Linked DNA regions of Homo sapiens: all the other regions are linked to region 2. Evidence: chromatin contacts called from ENCODE Hi-C or POLR2A ChIA-PET data. All regions are on one chromosome and are shown on one strand. Each heading gives the region's core, a stretch centred on a gene start or an enhancer-like site at or near the end of the contact. The rest is flanking DNA. Distances are from core to core; before and after follow the strand shown.

Evidence for each region. Hi-C counts contacts between places; a loop is a spot of excess contacts on that map. ChIA-PET counts read pairs that join two places held with the same protein, here RNA polymerase II (POLR2A). Pooled maps may share reads with other maps.
Region 1: a pooled map shows a loop between it and region 2 (3-fold over the local background). The contact joins two enhancer-like sites. A Hi-C loop is called at or near these places in 1 of 168 maps with a recorded cell type or tissue (PC-3) and 1 of 50 pooled maps. POLR2A ChIA-PET finds 5 or more read pairs at or near these places in 4 of 52 experiments (AG04450, IMR-90, PC-3 and 1 more).
Region 3: a loop to region 2 is called in a map of aorta, with 1.9 times the contacts of the local background. The contact joins two enhancer-like sites. A Hi-C loop is called at or near these places in 4 of 168 maps with a recorded cell type or tissue (PC-3, aorta, mammary epithelial cell and 1 more). POLR2A ChIA-PET finds 5 or more read pairs at or near these places in 2 of 52 experiments (Panc1 and T-cell).

What each region holds. Positions count from the first base shown.
Region 1 is chr14:67,940,948-67,945,841 of GRCh38, reverse strand. All of the region lies in intron 7 of RAD51B (RAD51 paralog B), which reads right to left. Among named protein-coding and RNA genes, the nearest start is that of RAD51B, 120 kb to the right of the region's middle. Within about 2 kb of position 1,766, at least 5 of the 41 ENCODE cell types and tissues checked have a DNase peak (open chromatin) inside an H3K27ac peak, as active enhancers do.
Region 2 is chr14:67,998,196-68,003,018 of GRCh38, reverse strand. All of the region lies in intron 7 of RAD51B (RAD51 paralog B), which reads right to left. Among named protein-coding and RNA genes, the nearest start is that of RAD51B, 180 kb to the right of the region's middle. Within about 2 kb of position 2,883, at least 5 of the 41 ENCODE cell types and tissues checked have a DNase peak (open chromatin) inside an H3K27ac peak, as active enhancers do.
Region 3 is chr14:68,033,804-68,038,175 of GRCh38, reverse strand. The region is part of intron 7 of RAD51B (RAD51 paralog B); the gene reads right to left. Among named protein-coding and RNA genes, the nearest start is that of RAD51B, 220 kb to the right of the region's middle. Within about 2 kb of position 1,820, at least 2 of the 41 ENCODE cell types and tissues checked have a DNase peak (open chromatin) inside an H3K27ac peak, as active enhancers do.

The sequences.
Region 1 (4,894 bases), core at 517-3,016, 56 kb after region 2:
TATATAATTTTAGACATTCCATACACTTACTGAAACCCAATCATGGACCTCAATTTAAAACTCTTGGTCTGGGCTGGGCATGGTAGCTCATGCCTGTAATCCCAGCACTTTGGGAGGCTGAGGCGGGTGGATCAACTGAGGTCAGGAGTTCGAAACCAGCCTGGCCAACATGACGAAACCCCATCTCTACTAAAAATACAAAAATTAGCTGGGCGTGGTGGCGTGTGCCTGTAATCCCAGCTACTCGGGAGGCTGAGGCACGAGAATCGCTTGAACCCGGGAGGAGAGATTGCGCCACTGCACTCCAGTCTGGGCGACAAAGCAACACTTCGTCACAAAAAACAAACAAACAAAAAACAACTCTTGGTCTGTTTTCTCACCAATCACATACCCATAAATATCATGAGAACTTGGTATTGTGTGAAAATAATAAAGTGAAGCTTTCTGAAGAAAAATCAATTCAAAGATTTTTGACAATTAATGTCCCAAGATGAAAGGGGTACTTGGCAATTTGGGGTATCACTAAGCTGGCTGTACTCTAAAAGATCTCACCAAATGGCACTAGAGAAGCCAATTAGAAGTTAACATGGTCTTAGGCTGTACACAAACCACATTAATCTCTCAGACTTCCACTGCTAACTAACACCTTCTTGCTTTAGATATTTTAATACCATTTAATCAGTGGAAAATTTTGACATTATAGTATAGCCAGATTTTCCTTACTCTTCCTGATTCTTATCTAGAAGACAGTTTAGTTACTCATTGTAGCCAAAGGAGGTCTTGCCTTTCCCTTGGCTACAGGGAGTACAACTAAAACAAATATTTTAATACAGTAATATATTCAAGGTAGGTATGATTCTTACTTTCTTTTTGGTGAAAGGGCTCTCTGGCTTATCCAACAATCACAATGATTCAAATTCATCTTCATGACCCACTCTCAATCCAGCAGATTTCAAAAAATGTCTGTGGGGTATCTAATAACTGTAAGGTCCATAAGGGCAGGGTCCAGGTCAGCTTTGGACACTATAGTATTTCCAGTGGTTAGCTTGCCTGGCACACAGTAAGTGCTCAAAAAATACAACTTTAATATGCTGGCGAAACTCTTGCAGCAACTACTAGTTCAACCACTAGGTATGTGAGCTTGGCAAGTTACTAAGTATCTCTGATATAGTTTATTTACCTAGAAAAGTGAATAATAAAATTCATACAATTAGTACTAAGATTAAATAAGATCAAGTACATAAACACACTACGGTAGTATCAAAAACACTATGTTACTCTTTAATGTAAACCTGTATTTTTAAGGCCTATTAAAATATAGCTGAATTTTAAAATATGACATTATAGTCATATTGATATGGTTCAAATTAACTTTACAACCACGTTTTTATGAAACAACAAAGGGCCAAAAAAGCTAGGAGCAAAAATATTAAAATACAGAGACAAAGACAGCTAAAACAAACAAACAAAACCCTCATAAATAAGGCAATGTTTTGAAAGAAAATAACTTCCTTATATATTTGTGGCTTAAAACAACTAATACTTTCCAAGTGACAAAGCTGGCACAAACATAGCAACAGGGAGATTTAGTTTTCCTAAAATTATTCTCCAGCTCTGTCAAAAAAAAAAAAAAAAAAAAATCTTTACTTCTTAGAGGCACGTACTCTAAGATGAAATTGTCTTGGTGGTACAAAAGAGCCCATTAAAATGTGCTTTAGTTTTCTTCCCACTCCATGCCCCCACTCCCCCTGGCTGTACTGTTTTCTTTAAAAACTAAGTCCTACAGCGCCATCTACTGTGTCTGTTCAGATCACATCATTTTTGCTGGTTTTATCCCAGAGTGCTGAAGAAATGAGAAATGTAGCAAATTCAGAATCCGTCACTTTATACAATATACTTAGATGTAAATACCTACACTATCTATATCTATACCTATATCTATATCTATATCTCCACCCACATGCTAGTATCTGAGCAACAATTTTACCCGCTTTCTTTCCACTTTCTTCTTAAGTAGGCCCTAACTCATTATAACCCACGTGTCACAATAGGAACCAAAATGTTTACCTCTATACATTAGAGGGGAGAAGTACAGTCATAATAATAACAAACTTTTATTGAGGGCTTACCATATGTCAAATAGTGTTCTGAGTACTTAATCAATATGCCACCATGCAAATAAAAGCAAGCATCTTGAGGAAAAGAGCTATGATTCACTGTTCTTTTAAAATAAATGAATGTCAACTCCAGAGCCAACCGTTAAAAATAACTTAATTAAATAAATGGATGGATGGATGGAGGGATGGGTGGAATAATAGATAGATGGATGGATATAGATGGCCAGCCCACAGCTCCTGTGATAGTGCCTATCGTATTTTTTATCCCACAGGGTCTTTTTCTTTACAAAAATGTAGGCTTTAGTCAGAAAAATTCAACACATTAGGGAAATCTCCAGTTAATTCAAAACCTCCTTCTTCCTCCCTAAGTGTATATTTAGGGAGCATAAAGAAAACATTTTAAAAAGGTCACTTATAAACATGGTTTGTCTCCAATATAATAAAATGTGTATTAGTACAAGCCCTGTAACTTACATATCTAAATAAGTGATGTTTGTGAAATCTATCAACCAAGAACTTAATCTAACACTATTAGTACACAAACATTTTTGCAATTTCTCATTGGTAATGTCCTTTAGAATCACTTTTGAAAGCAATAAAAGAAAATAAGTTTTACTACTTTATATTTCATTTAATATATTTAATATATTTAAATCTATTACTTAGTTTGACCACCCATCTTATTTATCACACTTGGCTTTAAGTGACAGTTGACTGTTTCAAAATTCAAAACAGCCTGCAAAATAAAGACCTGCCACCACAGAAAACTGACAAAAGAACGTACCAAGAAAGGAGCATGCATAAAATGGGTATATAATCTTCTATGACCATTTCGAGAGAAACAACACCTATTTAGATATACTACTGCTGACATTTAAAAAGAAATTCAGACATCATATTTTTAAGTCACTGAACTTTATAATTGCAACTATTCCCATAATAGTTTTCATTTGCTATATGTATAAATGTTCTTTGTCTTAAGTCTTCCTTTCATGAAACTATAGACTCCGTAATCTTCCTTTTGGAAGATTTGGCAGGCTTTGTAACTTCAACGTATTGACGTTACTCCTGCTACTTCACGTAAACCTTCACTTTAAGTTCAGTGTGTCTGCCACCATATTTCTCAATTCTTCTACTATTCCAAATACTCTGAAGAAGCTTCCCAGAAATCCTTGTTTGGATCAGCAAAAACAATTTGGTGTCATCAGCAGATTTCACCATTTCCTTCTGGAGTCATTAAAACACTAAACAAGCATGATCTTGGTATCAATCCTTAGGGTTCCTATCATTAACCTCTCTCTAGCTGAAGTCAAGCTATTCTCTGCTACATTGTGATTTCCATAATAGGACTAGGATATGTTTATTTGTTAGAAGTTTAAACATTGATGGATTTTTTTAATGAAAGTTGCAAAATGCATTACGAAAGTAAAGAGGAAAAAATCTCAAAAGGAAAGTTCAGAGAAATCAGCAAAGAGAAGCAGCTCCTAGTTAGTTGTCTCATCCAAGCACACTGCCTCATATTTAACTGATTCTTAAACCTCTACAGGATTTTAACCTTTCCCCTCCAATTACTTATTTCTGTTATAATTATATGAGAGACTTTATTAAACACACTTGAAAATTCTCTATGAATTATAACCAGCAGGTCCAACTACTTTATTAGCTTTTCCTCTCTTTACTACATTTAAAGAGAGAAAAGCAAACAGTCCTTACCCAGAAAGTAAAAAAGCAAACAGTTTTCTACCCAAACTGGTCTGTACTCTGAACAAGAGAAATCACTCTTTCTTTTATTCAAGTGCAAATCTGTTTGAAGCTTTCATTCTGCTTTCCCAGCCTGCTCTCTGCAGCTGCATAAAAGATGAGACATGGGAATGAAAGAAAACTAGGCTGGGGCCAAAAAGCAATACTGTCCATATGCAAACTCACTCAAAGAGCAGGAGTTTCTGTACATCCTTTCCCACTTTTTCCACTTTAGCAGACCCCTAGCCAAAAGGAGGAGGTACTGTGCTATATCTCTATGTCCAATCCTGTTTAAAACAACTTCTCATGTGAAATCAGGGGAAGGATAAGGTTACTAAACCCCCAGTCCTGACACAGAGCCCGAGGCATTCTCAGAGTCAACTTTAGCTCTAAGCTGGCTGTAATTAGGCAAGTTTAAGAGAGAAATAGGGACAGTCTCACAGGTCTCTTAGAATGCTTGTGGCAGAGGCATAGCAACAGTGAGCAGAATTCACTTTACCTATTTTACCCCATGCAAAATTAGAGCAAAATCCTCCCCCTAAGCCAAAAAGCAAAATCTTCCCCCTATGCCAAATCTGCAATAGACTTTCAGAATGTCTGGAAACCCATTAGTCTACATGCAAGGGTGTCAGGTAACCTTATAATCCCAGCATTCTCCTCAGGCCAGCAGTGAACCACACACAATTGAAAAAGTTCACCACCTCAAAAACAAACTCTGCTGGGATCAGAAGGGTATTCTCAAGGGTTTTGACTCAGATGTCATCATAACTCCGTGTTATTTTTAATGCTGTTTTTTTGGATTTTGCCTCACACAGAATTCCCAAGTTACAGAAGGACCATGAACAATGTCCAGATGTATAAAATGCAAAAATACTTCCCTCCTACTTGTGGATTCCAAGATAAACACCACAAGAAGCACATGTGACTAAACTAAGAGCTCATTCCAAATTAAATACTGCATCATGTGCACAGTTTAGGGCTTAAAAAACAAACCCCACAAATATTCTGCACGGTTCATAAGCCAGGCCTGGGCAAGC
Region 2 (4,823 bases), core at 1,634-4,133:
AAAAGAGCCTGAATACCCAAGACAATCCTAAGCAAAAAGAACAAAGCTAGAGACATCACACTACCTGACTTCAAACTATATTATAAGGCAACAGTAACTAAAACAGCATGGTACTGGTACAAGAACAGACATATAGACCAATGGAACAGAATAGAGAACCCAGGAATAAGACCACACACCTATAACCATCTGATCTTCAAGAAATCTGACAAAAACAAGCAATGGGAAAAGGAGTCCCTATTTAATAGGTGGTGCTGGGAGAACTGGCTAGCCACATGCAGAAAATTGAAACTGGACTCCTTCCTTACACCATATACAAAAATCAACTCGAGATTAATTAAAGACTTAAATGTAAAACCCTGACTATAAAAACCCAAGAAGAAAATCTTGGCAATACCATTCAGCAGATAGGCACAGGCAAAGATTTCATGATGAAGATGCCAAAAGCAATTGCAACAAAAGCAAAACTTGACAAATGAGATCTAATTGAAGAGCTTCTGCACAGCAAAAGAAACTATCATCAAGCTGATTATAGTTTCTAACAGAATGGCAGAAAATTTTTGCAATATATCTGTCTGACAAAGGTCTAACATCCAGCATCTACAAGGAACTTAAACAAATTTACAAGGAAAAAAAAACATTAAAAAGTAGGCAAAGGACATGAACAGACACTTCTCAAAAGAAGATATACATGCAGCTAACAAATATATAACAAAAAGCTCCACATCATTGATCATTGGAGAAATGCAAATCAAAACCACAATGGCTCACATCAGTCAGAATGACTATTATTAAAAAGTCAAAAAACAACAGATGCTGGCAAGGTTGCAGAGAAAAAGGAACACTTTTACACTGTTGGTGGGAGTGTAAATTAGTTCAGCCATTGTAGAACACAGTATGGCGATTCCTCAAAGACCTAGAGGCAGAAATACCATTTGACCCAGCAATCCCATTACTGCTTATATACCCAAAGGAATATAAATCATTCTGTTATAAAGATACATACATACATATGATCACTGCACCACTATACACAATAGCAAAGACATGGAATCAACCTAAATGTCCATCAGTGATAGACTGGATTAAGAAAATGTGGTACGTATACACCATGGAATACTATGCAGCCATAAAAAAATTGAGACCATGTCCTTTGCAGGGACACGGATGGAACTGGAGGCCATTATCCTCGGCAAACTAATGTAGGAACAGAAAACCAAACGCCACATGTTCTCGCTTGTAAGTAGGAGCTGGATGATGAGAACACAGGGACACATGGAGGGGAACAATACATAGTGGGGCCTTGGATGGTGGGGGATGGGAAGAGGGAGAGCATCAGGAAGAATAGCTAACAGATGCTGGGCTTAATACCTAGGTAATGAGATGATCTATGCAGCAAACCACCATGGCATACATTTGCCTATGCAACAAACCTGCACATCCTGCACATGCACCCCTGAGCTTAAAAGTTGAAAATCAAATAAATAAATAAATAAATAAACTCCATTACCTTTTTGAGTCTCTACTGCCTTGTCCATTAAAAGAGGACCCTAATAAACTAGAAATTTCCAAAATAAAAAAGTATAAAATTTTACATTGATTCATCACTTAAGAAAAAAGCTTCCACCAATATAGCAAGAAAAATAAACTTTCTAAAATGAAAAATGATATATTGGAGTCTCCGGAAATCAGGAATAAGAAAAAATCCCACTATGACACTTCTATTCAAGAATAAAGAAGTATGAGGTTTGGAATAGAAGAAAAACTGCTACTGCATATATGATTCCATAGAAAATATACGATAGTTTGCAAGCCATTTTAATAAGCATGCAAAGCAGTTTTGCTGGACTTTAAATATAAAAATCAATTTTCTGATCCAAGAACTGATTGGATTACATAATAAAAACAGATCCCATTTTTTAAAAACTATTAAAAACCCATGAATAAATCTAACCAAATTATGATTTGTAAGATCTTTGAGGACAAAAGTCTATAATATTATAGAATACCTAAATAGAGAAATAAACCATTTTCATAAATGAAAAGATTCAATATTATAAATACATAAATTCTCCCCAATTTATGAATTCGATGTAATTCTAATAAAAACACAAGAGGATCTTTGGTGAGAACTTATCACAGAGAGGCAGAGAAACAGACTTCCAAATAATGGTTCTCAGAGACAGAGGATAAAGACTTTTTAAAAACTGAAATCCACATGGTCAAGGGTGATATCTGATTTTTGCTTTTCTCATTTCCGGTCTCATCATTTTCAGGGATAATAGCCCTTCTCCATGAGGCTTATTTTTTCCAAAACATTCCATAGCTTCAGAAAACAAACCAAACAATTACAGACCTAAAGGTCAGATAAAAGTTACCCACTGGAAAAGTGAAGTAAACTCAATCCAAGAAGCCAGCTGATTTTTAACAATGCAAAACACTAATAATTTAAAAGAGAAAAAAAATCTTAACAGGACATATTTTAACCTCAATGAAATAAAATACTTAAGTTTAGAATTCCCTAGTAAAAGATATGTAGAAAGTATATTAGTTATACACTTTATAAAACCCTTGACAGTATTTGTACTAAATGCGAACATACCAGAGTCTAAGAAAAGTCTTTATAGTACTGTCACATTATCAATCACTTGGAAAACCTAGGAAATCAATTTTTACAGGGCAAGAAAGAAAAATATGGAAGTTACCCAAAGAAGCAGATAACAGAGAAAAGCAATTCAGCAAATTCTTGGAAACTCGGGAATGAGCTCTGGAGTTTAATATTAATGAAATGATCGGCTTAGACTATCAACGTAAAGCAGTCTTGAATAGTGGTTAAGAAAAGATCAGCCCACAGGAATTTTCCACAGGCATTCCCAAATTTATTAGTCATGGCAATAAATAGGAATGGCCTAAGGAAGTATACTTTTACTATGGGGTTAGACTTTCTGTTTGTTCTTTTTTTCTTCATTTTTACATTCCTACTACTAGTTTTTTGTTGTCTTTTTGTTTGTTTGTTTGTTTTTAAGACCTAAATTGCTTTTCCTAAGGTTCTGGACTATGCTGACATTCATAAGTGTATTTACAGCCTTCCCCACGTTTTACACCTTTGAGCCCTTGCTCATTTAGTTCCTTAAAAGTAGAATGTCCTTGGAACCCATCTAACACATATCAAAACCCTACTCCACCTTCAAGGCACAATTTAAATATCATTTCCTCCCTGAAGATTTCTATAGTAATAATAAAAATTAACTGCTCCTCTATCCTATGTGTATTCTAACGGGAAATAAACCTAATACTTAATGAACCTCTATGATATGCCAAGTCAAGTGCTTTATAAAAGAATTTTAATTTAACCTTCTCAGAAGTCCTATAACGTACTATTATCTCCATTCTGCAGTTGGAAAACTAAAGATGTGAGAGGTTGCATAATACAATAGTAAGTCATGGAGTTGGGATTTAACCAAAGCCTATCTGATTTCAAAGTCTATGGCCTTTATATAATTTCATGCTGCCTTTATCACAAACTGACTTGGAATGTGTTGTTTATATACCAGTCCACTCTTGTAGGTCATGAGATCTTTGAAGACAAAGGCACTATCCCATTTGGGTTTTAATCCTCCTATGCTAGCACAGTGCCTAATATGTATCATATAGCACTCTAGTGCTGCCTGAAATCATGTGAAGAAATTAGTACAGCATTTATTTTCCTCATATAATGAGCTTCTATGTAGCCTCATGACCATAAAAAATAAGTACCTGGACTTCCAGCTATAACAGAATAACTAGTACCAGATCTGTCCTACTGTAAACACTGAAAAAACTGGAAAAATATACAAAAAAGTTACTGTCACACCTCAGACAAAAGTTAGTGTTAAGACTGTGATCCCTGAGAAAAGGAAAATGAACAAGGTCGCCCTGATGTCTGTCTGGAAGCACTTTCTGGAATGCACCACAAGGAATGATAACCCCAAGCAGAGTACAGAGGTCTTACTAAGTTAGGGTGACAGAGTTCAGAGTTTAAAGAGGAGGAAAGAGATGGACTCTTCAGGGCAGAGTGCTAAAGAGGAAGAGCTATGCAGAGAAGAGCTCAGGAAATCTACACAGGGTTCCCCTTGAGACTATGACTGAAAATTAAGCTGCACATACATAGAGTAAATTCCATAAGAACAAACAAAGTACCATGAATGTTAATCTAAATAATTCCCAGTACTCATATAAGACTGTGAGACATTTTGACAAGGTAAAGGAGAGAGACCTCATTGAATATCTAGAGCACTGCACAGAGACTCCAGAAGGGTTACATCCTAGTAGTAAGGCTGAACTAGCTCCAGAGTAGTGGTTCTTGATCCTTTTCCCATCTGCCCAGAGAATACTCACCAGTGGCACTTGCGGCTGCAGCGTTTACCCTGAGATAACTTTGCCATGTAATATCTCATTTTAATTATTACTTTCACATTGCTCTAGTATATCAACTTTGGAAACAAAATACATCATTCTATTTGTACCATTCTGTTTTTGGTAGTGATATATCCATTTACAAAATGTAGTAATTCTCAATCACCAAAAATGTCAAATCCTAGAAAACATAGCATTCCTACACATGATGTTAACACAGTTCTCAAACAGTTATTGGCTGAATCTAATTTTTCCGAAATAGACGATTCTGATGATTCAGGTGATTCTGATGTTAGTTCAGTTTAAAAATAACTCTAAGAACAGTTTTTATATTTTATTTCCACATTGAAAATCAGTCAGATTTGCTTCAGCCTCAAAGACCCATGTTTATGTAACGTTAAAAAAGCACTGGCAGTAAGCTGCACTTA
Region 3 (4,372 bases), core at 571-3,070, 36 kb before region 2:
GCTAATTCACTAATCCCTCTAACTGAAGTAAACCACTCAGAGAATTAGAGAGCTTATTCCACAGAATGGTCATTTATGATGTCAAATAATACTTTTAAAGACTTTCAAACACTGGTCTGGTCTGCATTGCCCTGGTTGCAAAGCTAAAAGCAGTTAAGTTGTGCTTGATCCCTTGGAAAAGTTCAGTTAACCAGTTTATATCAAAAGGATGAACATTCAACTACCTTCCCTTTCAAGGAGAATAGTTTGTGTGAATAACGTACCAAAGCCTCCTATAAAATCCTATGGAATTGTTTATTTCAAAAGTTAAGTCTTCAAAGCTCAGGGAAATACACAGAAAGTACATTGTTTATCTCTACAAAACAGAACATACGGAAAAATTTACAACTGTCAAGTGTTATTATGCTGCAAAACAAACATGTGGAAGAACACAACAGGGATAAATACAGTGAGATCTGTTCACCAACTGGAGATGTTGGAGGCACACGGAAGATTTTACAAAAATTGCAACATTTAAGACATTGGCAAGACATTTGTGCTAACCTGCGCTTTATGACAAGATGGCACACAATAGTTCAACTGTTTCTTCTGAATTATAACTCAGGTTTAGTCATGTAGGTCAATATGAAAAGCAGCCCTTTAAAAAAAGAAAGAGGCAGCCAGGCACGGTGGCTCACACCTGTAATTCCAGCACTTTGGGAGGCCAAGGCAGGCAGATCACGAGGTCAGAAGATTGAGACCATCCTGGCCAACGTGGTAAAACCCTGTCTCTACTAAAAATATAAAAATTAGCTGGGTGTGGCGGCACGTGCCTGTAATCCCAGCTACTCGGGAGGCTGAGGCACAAGAATTGCTTGAACCCAGGAGGCGGAGGTTGCAGTGAGCGAGAGCGTGCCACTGCACCCCAACCTGGTGACAGAGCAAGACAAAGAAAGGAAAAAAAGAAAAGAAGAGAGGAGAGGAGGGGAGGGGAAAGGGGAGGAGAGGAGAGGGGAGGGGAGGGGAGGGGAGGGGAGGGGAGGGGGGGAGGGGGGGAGGGTAGGGTAGGGGAGGGTAGGGGAGGGGAGGGGAGGGGAGGGAAAGGAGAAAGGAGAAAGGATAAAGGAAGGGAGGGAGGAAGGAAGGAAGGAAGGGAGGGGGGGAGGGAGGGTAACAATTCCTGTCTTGTGTTAAAAATTCCCAATCAGCAATTATGGATACTAAAGAAAAAAAAAAGTGAAACAGCTAAAATCATAAAATAAAATAACCACAGGGTGATAAATATTGAAATAAAAATACAGTTGAAAATTATTTTTAAAAATATTTGTCATAGGGCAAACAAGTTGTTAGTTTTTAAAAAACTTTATAGCAATATAGATTGATGAATTAAGTCAATTTTAAAATTTAATCGATTTTTGCAATGACTTTCAGGTTTAAAAAAAAGGCACTAAACCTACATTTTAAAATGTAAAACTTTGCAGTCATCTCCCCAAATCCTCTCAGTGTGGTCTAGTATTGGAATATATGTTTTCACACATAAAACTTGAATGAAAAAAATAATAATTTCCCCCAAATTCTCAATATCAGCAGTGCCCCAAAGAAAAATTCCTTCTAAGTATAAAGAGAGAAAAGTTAATTCCCAGGAAATAAAGGCACTCTCTGTCCAAAGCTCACATGTACTAAACGCAGAGGCTGAAATAAGACTTGGATGTTCTTTCTGCTTTCTCCAGTCTTCTAGTCATTACTTTAACAGGCAAAGAATAACTAAACAGCGAAACTCTGACGGGAGCACATACTTTCCACATACCCTAAATGTCAAAGGCCTGTTTAGAGAAAGGCCAAACAGTCTACTGCATCTTAGACGTAAGGGCCAGAATTAGGAGATGTTTCTGCCTCAGGAGTTTATTTCTGCCTCTACCACTGCTTCATTTTGTAACGTTAGCGAAGAGATTTATCTGTTCCTCACTTGGCTTTAAAAATAAAGATGGAGACACATAACCTCTACTTTGCTCTCTAGAATATTGTGAGGCTACAATAAATAATGCTCATAAAAGCTTTGATCTTGTAAGGAAAAAGAAATGACATAGGCAGGAGAGATTTTAGCGATTTCTGGAAGACCAGTGGTGGTCAAGATGAAACACAAGGAACAGATAAACCACGGATAACAGGGAAAAGCTTGATAAGCTTTCTTATTTATTTTCCAGGTAAAATTGTCTTTGAAACTAAACCAATAAACTGCCATCTAGATCATATCAAATTTCCACTTCTTTAACATTCACTTATGCCATCATTACACATTATGACTTCCGAACAGATAAGAGACAACTAGAATAACCACAGTAATGATTAGAAAATCAGAGGAAAACTCAGGTGCTTGATTTCTAAGGCCTGGCTTCTGACATTTAAAAAAATGAGGAATTAGAAAATTAGTATTAAAAAATAGTCTTCAGGCCTCTTTATCGTCCCATTTGCCTCTTTCATGAGAAATCATCAATATAACTGCCAAGATTTCTTGCTGGTAAAATAATTTTGTAAGATGAAACAACTACACCTAATTGAACCTTAGCTTCTGGATATATGCCAGTATTTGCATTTAAGTTATTAAGGACTGGTATACAGTGTTTTTTACTGAATCTTCTCTCTGAAAGAGAACTAGCACTGAGAATCAACCTTATGGAGCATAAAAGTTGTAAAACAGTAATGAGGAAAGCCTTTCCTTGCATATTAGCACTCAAAACTGGGGGTATTCATGTTATATGTTTAAATTCTCATATCTCACTCAAGAATGTAACTCAGGATATGTTAATTTGTTAAAAAAAAACAATTCTTCACTTTATAAAGATAGGAATTAATTTTCCTTTTATCAGTTTATGTTTTCACAGAGTATTTGGGCATATACATAAAACACAAACAACTCATTTTTGAACACTGTAAAACGAACATCCTGCCAATCTTCCAAACAAACATCTTAAGTTATTTTTAAAAAGAGAAAGAAAAGAAAAAAGTCAGAATCTGTAAATAAGATAAAACAATAAAATCCATGAGTATAATCCACAGAAATCCATGAGTATAATCCACAGAAACAATCCACAGTCTAATTTCTATACGGGAAAAGAACTGGGTAAATTAAGTTAGCAAGAGTCCAAAAGAACCAGAGGTTATACTGTAACCAGGAAGATCCTTCCACAGTACACATCTGGTATATATTTAAGTTTGGAAGACCAAAGTTAATTCCCTTCAGTCAAATCCTCCTCTTATTTCTGCTTGAAATCCAAGGTGCATGGTGATAAATGTGCACAATTTGCCTAATTTGCAATATTAGACATCCCAATCCCTTCAGATAAGCCCTCCAGAAATTGAGAAACTGAAATGGCTTACTATTTTTCCCTGAAGAACTTTTGCCTTGGGAATGTCATTACCCTAACTTTCTATATAATCTTCGTCTGGGTAACTTAAAACAAGAGATTTACCTTTTTTGCTAAAAGTGGTATTTGTATCTGCCTGAAATGATGAACAAGGGACATCCATTATTTAATTAACTCTATTTGATGTGAATTTTGTATCAAATGGGGTTATATAAATAAACTATCTTTTCAACATTCTTATTGTAGGCTTAAGAAGACAAATAGGCTGGGCACAATGGCTCACATTTGCAATACTTGTACTTTGGGAGGCCAAGGCATGAGGATCACTTGAGCCCAAGAGTTCGAGACCAGCCTTGGAAACACAGTGAGACTCTGACTCCACAAAATACAAAATTAACTGGGCATGGTGGCAAGCACCTGTAGTCCCAGCTACTCAGGAGCCTGAAGTAGGAGGATTGCTTGAGCCCAGGAGGTAGAGGCTGCAGTAAGCTGTGAGTGTACCACTGCACTCCAACCTGGGTAATAGAGCAAGACCATGTTCCCACCCCACCACCAAAAAAAAAAAAAGCAGATGATTCTTACTGATCTTAAAACGTGTCTAATCTATTCTGGGTCAGATAAGAACTCTGACAAATCCTGTATTCCAGTAGTATGAAAAGTCAGTAATTGCAAAATGAGAAATATTTCCAATTATTTTTTATCCAAGGTGCACCAAAAAAATGAACAAAATCCCCCCCAAAGCTACATTAACAACTGGTAAAATATAGTCAGTGGTCACCTAAGAAGGGCAAGGAAAATTAACATATAGTGATTCATTTGTATCTCAGATTTTGTTTTTTTAAAAAGACTACTTTCTTAGGAACAACAATCAAATGACTGTGATTGTTCCTAAGAAACAATCAAACTCAGTCAATATCAACTACCTTCCATCATCTGTCACAAATAAACTTGAAGAAAATGCATCTTAACTGACAGTTTATGTTTCAGCTTTTCAGAACATTCATTCATCCCTGTCTGGGATGATTCAG